Regions from separate parts of the Homo sapiens genome. Here region 2 is linked to region 1. The links are chromatin contacts, found by Hi-C or POLR2A ChIA-PET in ENCODE. All regions are on one chromosome and are shown on one strand. The core of a region is the stretch at or near the end of the contact, and the rest is flanking DNA. Distances in the headings are between cores, read along the strand shown. Region 1 overlaps SH3BGRL2 (SH3 domain binding glutamate rich protein like 2). Region 2 has its middle 54 kb from the start of ELOVL4.

The links. A loop is a pair of places that touch in the nucleus more often than their neighbours do. ChIA-PET counts read pairs that join two places held with the same protein, here RNA polymerase II (POLR2A).
Region 2: a loop to region 1 is called in a map of lower leg skin, with 5 times the contacts of the local background. The contact joins two enhancer-like sites. A Hi-C loop is called at or near these places in 1 of 168 maps with a recorded cell type or tissue (lower leg skin). POLR2A ChIA-PET finds 5 or more read pairs at or near these places in 2 of 52 experiments (Caco-2 and H1).

What each region holds. Positions count from the first base shown.
Region 1 is chr6:79,636,610-79,641,934 of GRCh38, reverse strand. The region is part of intron 1 of SH3BGRL2 (SH3 domain binding glutamate rich protein like 2); the gene reads right to left. Among named protein-coding and RNA genes, the nearest start is that of SH3BGRL2, 7.9 kb to the right of the region's middle. Within about 2 kb of position 1,259, at least 3 of the 41 ENCODE cell types and tissues checked have a DNase peak (open chromatin) inside an H3K27ac peak, as active enhancers do.
Region 2 is chr6:79,891,307-79,896,696 of GRCh38, reverse strand. No RefSeq gene overlaps it. Among named protein-coding and RNA genes, the nearest start is that of ELOVL4, 54 kb to the left of the region's middle. Within about 2 kb of position 1,561, at least 2 of the 41 ENCODE cell types and tissues checked have a DNase peak (open chromatin) inside an H3K27ac peak, as active enhancers do.

The sequences.
Region 1 (5,325 bases), core at 10-2,509:
GCTCAAATTATAATGTTCTTATACATTTAAGTGGAAAACCCTTTACACTTAAATTTACTAAAATCTCTCCTAAAATTATACCTGTATGCGTTCTCAGCCTAGTAAGTAGTATGTACTGTATATAATTTTTGGACTGTTAAGGAACTTACACAGTTCAAGGTCATTGTGATTTTTTTTTACTGTTATTACTACTACTACTACTGAAGATGATTATGATACAGAAAAAGTAGGTAACATGCACTGAGTTCTCAGTATGTCATGGCACTCAGCTAAATGCCTAATGCAAAATCATTCATTTCATTCAAAGCTCATAAGAGCTTTTCTATGCATAAAATACCATTCCTATCCCACTTACACAAATGAAGAGGCTAAGGTTACTTGTCTAAGGTCATGCCTTTCATCAGTGGCAGAGCTAGGATTTGGACTCAGCCCCCGCCTTAACCATAACACTGTTCTCTAATGATAGATTGCCATAGCCAGGACAGAGAGGTAGGTGCATGGGTTGAATATAAACTGACTCCAGAATTAAAGAAATCAGCGCATACTCAACCCAAACATTTATTTTGGCTAGTAAGCAGTTTGTTTCTCATAAAAGAACAGTGAAATCTAAACTCCCATCAATGAAGGGCCCAGGCTTATAAAGGTGGCCAATTCCCATTTGAAGAAACCACGCTAATGAACATAATTATTAAAAGAGAACCAGTGAAAGATAAGCAGAGACTGTGATTTAAAACAAACCACACACACACACACACACACACACACACACACACACACACACACAAAAGGGTGAGAGAACCACTGAGCTTTAATACACATGGGAATGTCATGAATGAAGAAGACCACACTCCCACGTCTTGTGGAACATGCAGAAGGAAAACAAGCTAACTCAAAAGCTATGCTTATTGCTCTTTGGGTTTTTTGTTTTGCTTTGTTTTGTTTTTAATATTAGATCAGTATGTAGCAATAGCTGCTGACTTTAACTATATTTGCATTTACCAAATACCACTGAACTGACCTGTCAATCAAGTCACCTAATTGTATGTCTCTTACTCTCAGTCCTCCACTCTCAAAGCCACTAGACTGAAGATGACAAAAAGTCATTTCATATTTGGGCCATGACCCAGTAGGAAATGGCAAACACATCCTAAATTAGTTAGAACCCCCTGCCCTCAGTCGCACCCAACGTTCCCTGTCTGCTCCAAGAGCTGAGAAGCAATGCTGGCAGAGGGCCCACCAAGACCCCACAGCAAAGCAGACACACCCTGCCGGATACCTTCCACTTCAGGGGTCAGCTCCAGGAAACAACCCCTTGGAGTTCTGCCAAATACTCAACCAGCTCAAAAGAGTAGATCCCCTTGGGAATAAGCTGTCAATAGTAACAAAGGTGACCAACAAAATTGTTCCCAAATTGTCCCAGAGGCTGTGCCAGCCTAAAAGTGCCTAAGTTTGTAGGGAGGTGGGGCCCCATCTGCCTGGATGCTGGCATCTGAGTTCAGCTTTCCATTCCACTGCAAAGCTGTCATGAACCAGAAGGGAAACATTCAATTAAGTGCTTTTCCAAGCTTTATTTCTGTTTTAGAGTTAGAAAATAAACCAATCAAATATAAAAGAGATAGCAATACTAACCCTTTAAATTACCACAGTCCACTGTGAAACTAGCCAGTGCTGACAGATGAAGTCAGATAAGCCTATTAAGAGAGGGAGACAGAAGGGAAACTGCACTGCCTTAAATTGGGTTGTGCAGTTTCTAGCTGGTACAGGCTTCCAACCTCCAGCTCCTCCCCTCCTGCCCTACTCCTCCAAGCCACCCCAGTGCCCCCCAAAAACTAACACATGGCACATATTCATCACTATCTAAAAATGCTAAACAGAAAGGCTCATTGATATGTTCTTAAGCTAAAACTAGAAGGAGGACCCTCAAAAGACAACTGTATATAACCTGAAGTAGAAGAGTCCCCACAAAAGTTAACAAGCACTTGCCATTTCACAGAAGAAAGAAAATGTTCACTAAATTTTTAAGGCTAACCTCTTTTTTTGCATCACGGATAAACAGTATAAAATAAAATCAATCACAGAAAAAAATGAATACAGGAATGTGGCTTAAATAGAACTTAAATCTCTAACTAACTCTCCAGCTAAAATAATACCCATTTAAAGGAATTCCTGCTGAAAAACTCCTGAAGCCTAAAAGGGTCTCCTGAGTTTAGAGCTTGGAGGGTGATTTTTTTAAAAACTGACATTTAGCAGGTGAAATAATAATTTCTAGACCCCATTTTTAAATATGCATTTCAAAATAAAGTATTTTTGTTGTTGGTGGTGATGGTTTTGGGGTTTGTTTGTCTGAGACAAGGTCTCACTTTGTCACCCAGGCTGGAGTGCAGTAGTGCAATCTCGGCTCACTGCAGGCTCGACCTCCCAAGGTTCAGGCACTCCTCCTGCCTCAGCCCCCCAAGTAACTGGGACTACAGGCACATGCCACCATGCCCCGCTAATTTTTATATTTTTTGTAGAGATGGGGTTTTGCCATGTTGCCCAGGCTGGTCTCGAGCTCCTGAGTTCAAGAGATCTGCCTGACTCAGCCTCCCAAAGTGCAAAGATTATAGGCATGAGCCACTGCACCTGGCACATAATAAAGTATTTTAAACTTTCATATATAGTGATCAGTAAGTCATGCTAATTTCTACTTTAGAAAGTGAAACATTCACTATGATTCTAGATTTTTTTCTATTCTGTCACCCATTTCTAATTTGATAGAAAAAAACACAATTCATTTAAGAACTTTTTATAAATCAAAGATGAAAAATAACTAAGGAAGAAATATTGTTTAGTTAATACCTCACACTGCTTCCTGTTGCCTGCTGAGTTTTTCACCATCAATAGCTCTTTTCCTTTTCAATTTTTGATTTTTAAAAATTGAAAAACAGAAAAAAATCAATACACCATCTTACATGAGTCTTCCTGCAATGTGCAAACCACCTTGTTTTTCATATTATAAATATATGTCAAAATTTAGTTTCCTCAACAATCAACAGAGTGAAAAGACAACCTACAGAATGGAAGAAAAGGTGCAAACTATGTGTCAACAGGAGATTAATATTGAAAATATACAAGGAACCCAAACAACAGCAAAAAAATAAATAATCCAACTAAAATTGGATAAGTGATCTAAACAGATAGCTCTCAAAAGAAGACATACAAATGGCCAACAAATAGATAAAAAAAATTCTTAACATCAGTAATCATCAGGAAAATGCAAATCAAAATGATAATGAAATTGCATCTCACCCCAGTTAGACTATTATCGAAAAGGCCCCAAGTAACAAATGCTGATGAGGATGCAGAGAAAGAGGACCTCATATACTGCTGGTGGGAAGCAGTATATGAGTACAGCCATTATAGTGAACAGTATGGAAGTTTCTCAAAAAACCACAAATGGAACTACCATTTGATCCAGCAATCCCACTACAGAGAATTTATCCAAAGGAAAAGAAATCAGTGTATTAAAAAGGTATCTGCACTCTCATGTTTGTTGCAGCACTATTCACAATAGCCAAGACATGGAATCCATCTAAGTCTTGAACACACAAATGGATAATATGGTATATATACTCAATGGAATGTTATTCAGCCATAAAAAGAATAAAATCCTGTACTCATGGCAACATGAATGCACCCAAGGACATTACATTAAGTGAAATAAGCCAGGGACAGAAAGATAAATACATGTTCTCAACTCGATAGGAGGAGTAAGTTCTAGCATTCTATAGCATTGTAAGATATTTCCAGATAGCTATGAGAGATTCTGAATATTCCCAACACAAAGAAATAATATTTGAGGGGACTGATAAGCCAATTACCCTGATTTGATCACTATACATTATATATACAGAAATATCACTAGATACCCCATAAATATGTATAATTATGTGTCAGTTAAAAAAACTTCTAATTCTTCTATTTTCTTAATAAAAATAGTTTGTATGCTACTTATAATGGGTAAAAGAATATTTGCAGAATTTGAAGTATATTCCAGAATTTAAAGCTTATCTTAATGTTTCTTTCTAATAGCATATAATTTTGAAACATTATCATATATGTTTTTCTTTGAATAACTGGGTCAATGAGAATTTCAGGGAAATAAAACACCACCAATCTCTGCACTCAAAGACATAGTTCTTGATCAGCTCGATTTGTTTTCTTATGTAATTGTAAGTGAAATACATTTTCTTTTTTTTTTTTTAGAAGGAGTTTCACTCTTGTCACTCAGGCTGGAGTGCAATGGCACAATCTCGGCTCATGCAATCTCTACTTCCTGGGTTCAAGTGATTCTCCTGCTTCAGCCTCCCAGGTAGCTGGAATTACAGGTGCCTGCCACCATACCAGGCTAATTTTTGTATTTTTAGTAGAGATGGGGTTTCACTATATACTGGCCAGGCTGGTCTCGAACTCCTGACCTCGTGATCCACCTGCCTCAGCCTCCCAAAGTGCTAGGATTACAGGTATGAGCCACTGTGCCCGGCCACATTTTGATTTTCAAATAAATTATTTTATCTTGGCTAAAAAAAAATTAGTTTCTTCAAGTAGATTGAAATGCTTAAAGTATCCAAATACAAATGGGTAAACAGCTCCTAATTTCATAAAGGAGTTCATATCCTTGATTATATTTTTAAGTTTAAATGTTACTGAAGAATGGATTAAAAGCACATCAAATCTGGGAAATACTAAAATGTACTAGAAAAACTGAGGTTAGATCTTCACTTGGGATATTAATAAATCCTATTTTCTAGCAGAAGACCTCATACATAGACTATAGTTCCATATACTTCAATATCCCACTGCTGCCTTTAAGTGTCAAGAAATGTGGCCCAGTCTTTCCAATTAAATGAGAAAAACTCCATAAATTAGTCTTTTTATTTCAATCCTCATGTTGCATGCTATTATGTGTTGAGTTATGTCTCACCCAAAAGATACTGAGGTCCTAACCCCCAGTACCTATAAATGTGACCTTATTTGGAAATAGGATGTTTGCAGATAATCAAGGTAAGATGACATCATTAGGGTAGGCTCTACTCAGTATGGCTGTGTCCTTATAAAAACAGAACATTTGGGCACAAAGATACATGCACAGAGGAAGAATGCCATATGAATGTGAAGGCAGAGATGAGGGTGATACATCTACAAGCCAAGGAATGCCAAAGATCGCCAGCAAACCACCAGAAACTAGGAGAAAGACATGGAAAGGACTCTCCCTCACAGCCCTCAGAAGGAAGCAACCCCACCAACTCCCTGATCTCAGGCTTCCAGCTTCCAGAATGTTGAGAC
Region 2 (5,390 bases), core at 312-2,811, 250 kb before region 1:
AATGAGAATGGAAGAACCAAACCATCTTTAAGCCGTTATGTACTGGGGGGCATGAAATGTGGTTGCATAGAATGGGGAACGACTTACTAACAGTGTGGCTCCTAACCCTGGCTTCAACCATTAGAAGCCATGAGCCAATGAGCAAGTCAAAAATCCTCTATTGGCATCAGTTTCTTCACCTATAAAGCAAAAGTAGTAAAATCTGCTTTGCTTCTCACTCCAACTTGCTATAAAAATCTAATGAGATCAAGAATGTGAAAGGCTTTTTAAAACATAAAAGTATGGAAGAGCTTTGTAAACTCTAAAGCACCCATTGAGGAGGTCAGCTAGGGCAGAATAAACGAGAACAAAGAAAGAATCAGATTCATAGAATGTTAGCTATAATCCAGACCAGCCCTCTTATTCTGATGGTGCAGAAAGTGAGAACAGGGAATGCGCATCTTTCACCTACTCAGACGGTTAAACAGTGGCAGAGATGGAGCAGGGCATAGGCCTCCCGAGCCCAGGCCAAGGCCACGGCTCTTCCTCTTGCTCAAATTTATGATCTCTAAATCTTCAGATTCAGGGTATTATCTGGACAACTTCTACCAGGACAGATTCTTTCTTCAGGAAGAAAGAGAGATTTTTATGTCTTTTGTGGAAAAGGAAAATAATAGGTACACAGAGAGAGAAAGGAGGTAGGAAATTGAGATGATCTGTTTCTGAAGTGTAGCTAATTTGTACTGAGACTAGCAAAACTGGCATTTCCAGGCTCCCATCTCAAGGTGTGGCTACACAGACAAACCACAGTGAGTTAGATTGACCATGTTTTTCAATTGTGGTTGGTTATGCCTGTGGTATATAGACACTAGTTTAACAGGAAAACTATGATGTAAGAGTTAATCATTTCTGTTTACAAATAAATGATCTCTGAAAAAATTATTCACATTAAAATAATGTGGCTCTCATAGAATAATAATTTACTTTAGAAACTAAAGAAAAACACCTAGAAAAAGACCCCACTTCCACCCTCCTGTTTTTGGTAATAAAATTCCTTCTCTAAATTTCTCCATTCTGATGGAACTAAAAATTTTGCCAAGCTCCACCCAATTACTCATTGCCATGCCTGATTCATCAACCTAATTATTAGTTTTTACATGGTACAACTTACTCTCTAATGGCACAAGTATGAGAGTTTTATTGACATTAGTCTTAAAAAGCAAAAATAATTATAAAAGTTAAGAGTAAGAGACACAAAATTCAGTTAGAGCCATGTCTCAGAACACAAAGTAATAGTATAAAAATTAAAGATAAGTGACATCACATCTCTTTTGTGAACAGTGGTAATTTTTAAGGGAATGAAGTTCTCTGCATCTTCTCTAAGTCATTCCTAAAATCTCATTGTTCCTTGAAAGTATTTATAACATTGCTGAAAAATCACTCAAACTGTTCTCTGGTTGGCAAAACCACTCAACTTGTTTCTGCTGGACTTCATCCAAAAGATGAATGAAATTCTAGGGACTTGTTTTGAATAATTATGCTAAGCCTCCAGCAAAATTACTACATCGCCTTAACACTGCCAAATTTCCTAAAGCCTGGCTACTCCTCATGAAAATATTAGGAATCCTACTCAAATTGTTGTGTCACAGATTAGTTGTCACTATTCTTCATTCCTAGGAAGGGTGGGTCCACCCCATTTGAAGGGAAGTGTTGGGATCTACACTACCTTTGCTGAATAGTCTCTTCAAAATTTAAGAGAGATGTGCACATCTTTTTCAGTCCTAAGATAGGAATTTAAACACACACACACACACACAAATTTCAGTAGTATATACTTTCTGAAAAAGTAGGCTTACATGATTGCTATAGTCCTGTGTAAATGAATAGAGGATGTCCAATGTAATGACAACCTTTTTCTCTTCCCCAGAGCTTGGGAATCTAAAGCAAGAAAAATTTCATTTTGTGGAACAAATATTTAAGCCAGAATTCATACAATGTTGTTGATGGTAGTAATCTTTGGATGCCACAATGAGTGAAAGAGGAGGAAGGAAAGATCAAACAAACCTAAGTGCAGTCGGGAGATAAATCATCTGAGATTCTATCCTTTGCCAGGTTATACAACTCAATGCAGGATATAAATTTTGTTTAAAAGAATATCTCCTCCTAGAAGTCTAAATATAAAGATTGGATTTCTAGGATTTGTTCCCTACATTTTCTGTCCCCATTTTCATCATTTTTATCTCTTTTTTCCCACTTACTGAGTTCTAGGTAAAGACAATGAAATCTCATCTTCATTGCCTTCGCCGTGGGTTGTTTTATTTTTTCAATTTTTAACTCTATTAAGGCATGATTTACATCAGCAGTCCCTAAACATTTTGGTACTAGGGACTAGTTTTATGGAAGATAATTTTTCTGTGGTGGGTGGGGGAGGATGTTTTTGTGATGAAACTGTTTCACCTTAGATCTTCAGGCATTAGTTAGATTCTCATAAGAAAAGTGCAACCTAGATCCCTCACATATGCAGTTCACAATAGGGTTCCTACTCCTCTGAGAATCTAATGTCACCATTGATCTGACAGGAGGTAGACCTCAAGTGGTGATGCTTTCTCACTCACTGCTCAACTCCTGCTGTACAGCCTGGTTCCTAACAGGCCACAAACCGGTACAGGTCCACAGCCTGGGGGCTGGGGACCCCTGATTTACATAACTGAATGCATCCATTTTAAGTATGCAGTTGGCTCCAAGGGACCGCTGATTTGCTTTGTCAATGTACATTAGGTTTGTCTTTTCTAGAGTTTCACATAAATAAAATAATATATTTTGTACTCATTTGTATAGACTTTCTTTTGCACAGTATAATGTTTTTGAGTTATCTATATTGTTGTGTAACACTAGCTTGTTCCTTTTTATTGTTGAGTAACATTTTATTGTGTGGACATAAACACAAATTGTTTATTTGTTGACCTGTTGAGGGACATTTGGATTGTATTACGGTTTCAATGAGATTTATCCCCATCAAAATTCATGTTGAAATTTACTTGTCAATATAGCGGTGTTGGGAGGTGGTTCCTTGAAAGGGTGATTAGGTCATTAAAACAGATTAACACTTTTCTCATGAGACTGGGCTAGTTCTTGTGAGAATGGATTAGTTTCCACAAGAGTGGGTTGTTATAAAGGCTACTCCTCCTGTTTGGTCCCTTTTGCACATGCCTACTCACCTTTCTGCTTCTTTGCCATGCTGTGATGTAATATGTGAACCTCACCAGAAGCTGAGCAGTTGCTGGTGCCATGCTCTTCGACTTTCCAGTCACCAGAATCATAAGCCAAATAAACCTCTTTTCTTTATAAATTATACAGCCTCAAGTGTTCTGTTGCAGCAACACTAAACAGACTAAGACAGTTTGCTTCCAATTTTTGACTATATGAATAAAATTGCTGTGAACGTCCATGCACAAGTCTTTGTGTGGCCATATATTTTCATCTTTCTTGGCTAACTTCCTAACAGCAGAACTGCTAGGTTGTATGGCAATTGCATGTTTACCTCTTCAGGAAACTACTAAACTGTTTTTGCAGATGATTATACCATTTTACCTTCCCACCAGCAATGTATAAGAGTTCTACTTCCAGGCCAGGCACGATGGCTCATGCCTGTAATCCCAGCACTTTGGGAGGCTGAGGTGGGCGGATCACGAAGTCAGGAGATTGAGACCATCCTGGCTAACATGGTGAAACCCCGTCTCTACTAAAAATACAAAAAATTAGCCAGGCGTGGTGGTGGGCACCTGTAGTCCCAGCTACTCGGGAGGCTGAGGCAGGAGAATGGCATGAACCCAGGAGGCAGAGCTTGCAGTGAGCCAAGATCATGCCACTGCACTCCAACCTGGGCGACAGAGCAAGACTCTGTCTCAAAAAAAAAAAAAGAGTTCTACTTCCTCTATATCTTCACAAACAATATTGTCAGTGTTTTGTCTTCATTAGTTTATGTTGTTGTTAATTTAAGCCATTCTAATGGGCTTGTAGTGGTATCTCATATTGGCTTTAATTTGTATTTCCCTCATGTTAACAATATTGCACTTCTTTCATGTGCTTCTTTTGTAAAATGTTCAAATCTTTTGCCTATTTTTACATTGGATTGTTTATCTTAGTATTAAGTAGTGTTGTTTAAAATAATCTGGATACAAATTTTTGTCAGATATATGTGTTCCAAATATTTCCCTCAGCCTGTAGCATTTGAAGAGCAGTAGTTTTTTATTTTGATCAAGTTCATTTTATTGATTTTTTTCTTCTGTGTTTAATGCTTCTCGTGTTCTATATAGAAAATCTTTCCATACCAAAAGATCACAAAGACTTTCTCCTATATTTTCTTCTTAAAACCATAGGTCTATAGTTTATTTACAATTAATTTTTGTGTATCATGTGAGATAAGAGTAATTTTTTATTTTTCCTCAAGTAAATATTTAGTTGTGCCAGCAGTATTTGTTAAAAAGACTCCCTCTTCTCTATTTAGTCATATTAGGACCTAGCATACAAAATAATTGAACATATACATGTGAATTTCTACTAGACTCTATTTAATTCTATTGATCTAAATGTTAATCTTTACATCAATACCACAATGTCTTGATTACTATATATTTACAGTAAGTTTTGAAATCAGATAATACAAATGTTTAACTTTTTCTTTTTCAAAACTATTTTGGATATTCTAAGTTCTTTGATTTTCTTCATATACATTTTAGACTCATCTTGTCAGTGACCACAGATAATACTTCTAGGGTTTTTATTGCGATGTTGTTGAATCTATAGATCAAATTTAGGAGAATGCCAACTGACATCTTAACAGTATTAAATCATCTGCTCTAAGTACATTCATATCTCTCCATAAAAATGTGTTTATTAATTCTTCAAGTATCAAACCAAACTTTCCTGATATTAGAATGTGTTGCAGGAAGTCAGGGACCCCGAATGGAGGGACCAGCTGGAGCCACAGCAGAGGAACATAAATTGTGAAGATTTCATTTTAATGTGGACAAATTTTAATTTATCAGTTCCCAAATAATAGTTTTATAATTTCTTATGCCTGTCTTTATTTTAATCTCTTAATCCTGTTATATTCATAAGCTGAGGATGCGCGTCACCTCAGGACCACTGTGATAATTGTCTTAACTGTACAAATTGATTGTAAAACATGTGTGTTTGAACAATATGAAATGAGGGCACCTTGAAAAAGACTGGAATAACAGCTATTTTTAGGGAACAAGGGAAGACAACCATAAGGTCTGACTGCCTGTGGGGTCGGGCAAAAAGAGCCATATTTTTCTTCTTGCAGAGAGCCTATAAACAGACGTGAAAGTAGGGAAGGTATCTCTAAATTCTTTTTCTGGCAAGGAATATTAATATTAATACCCTAG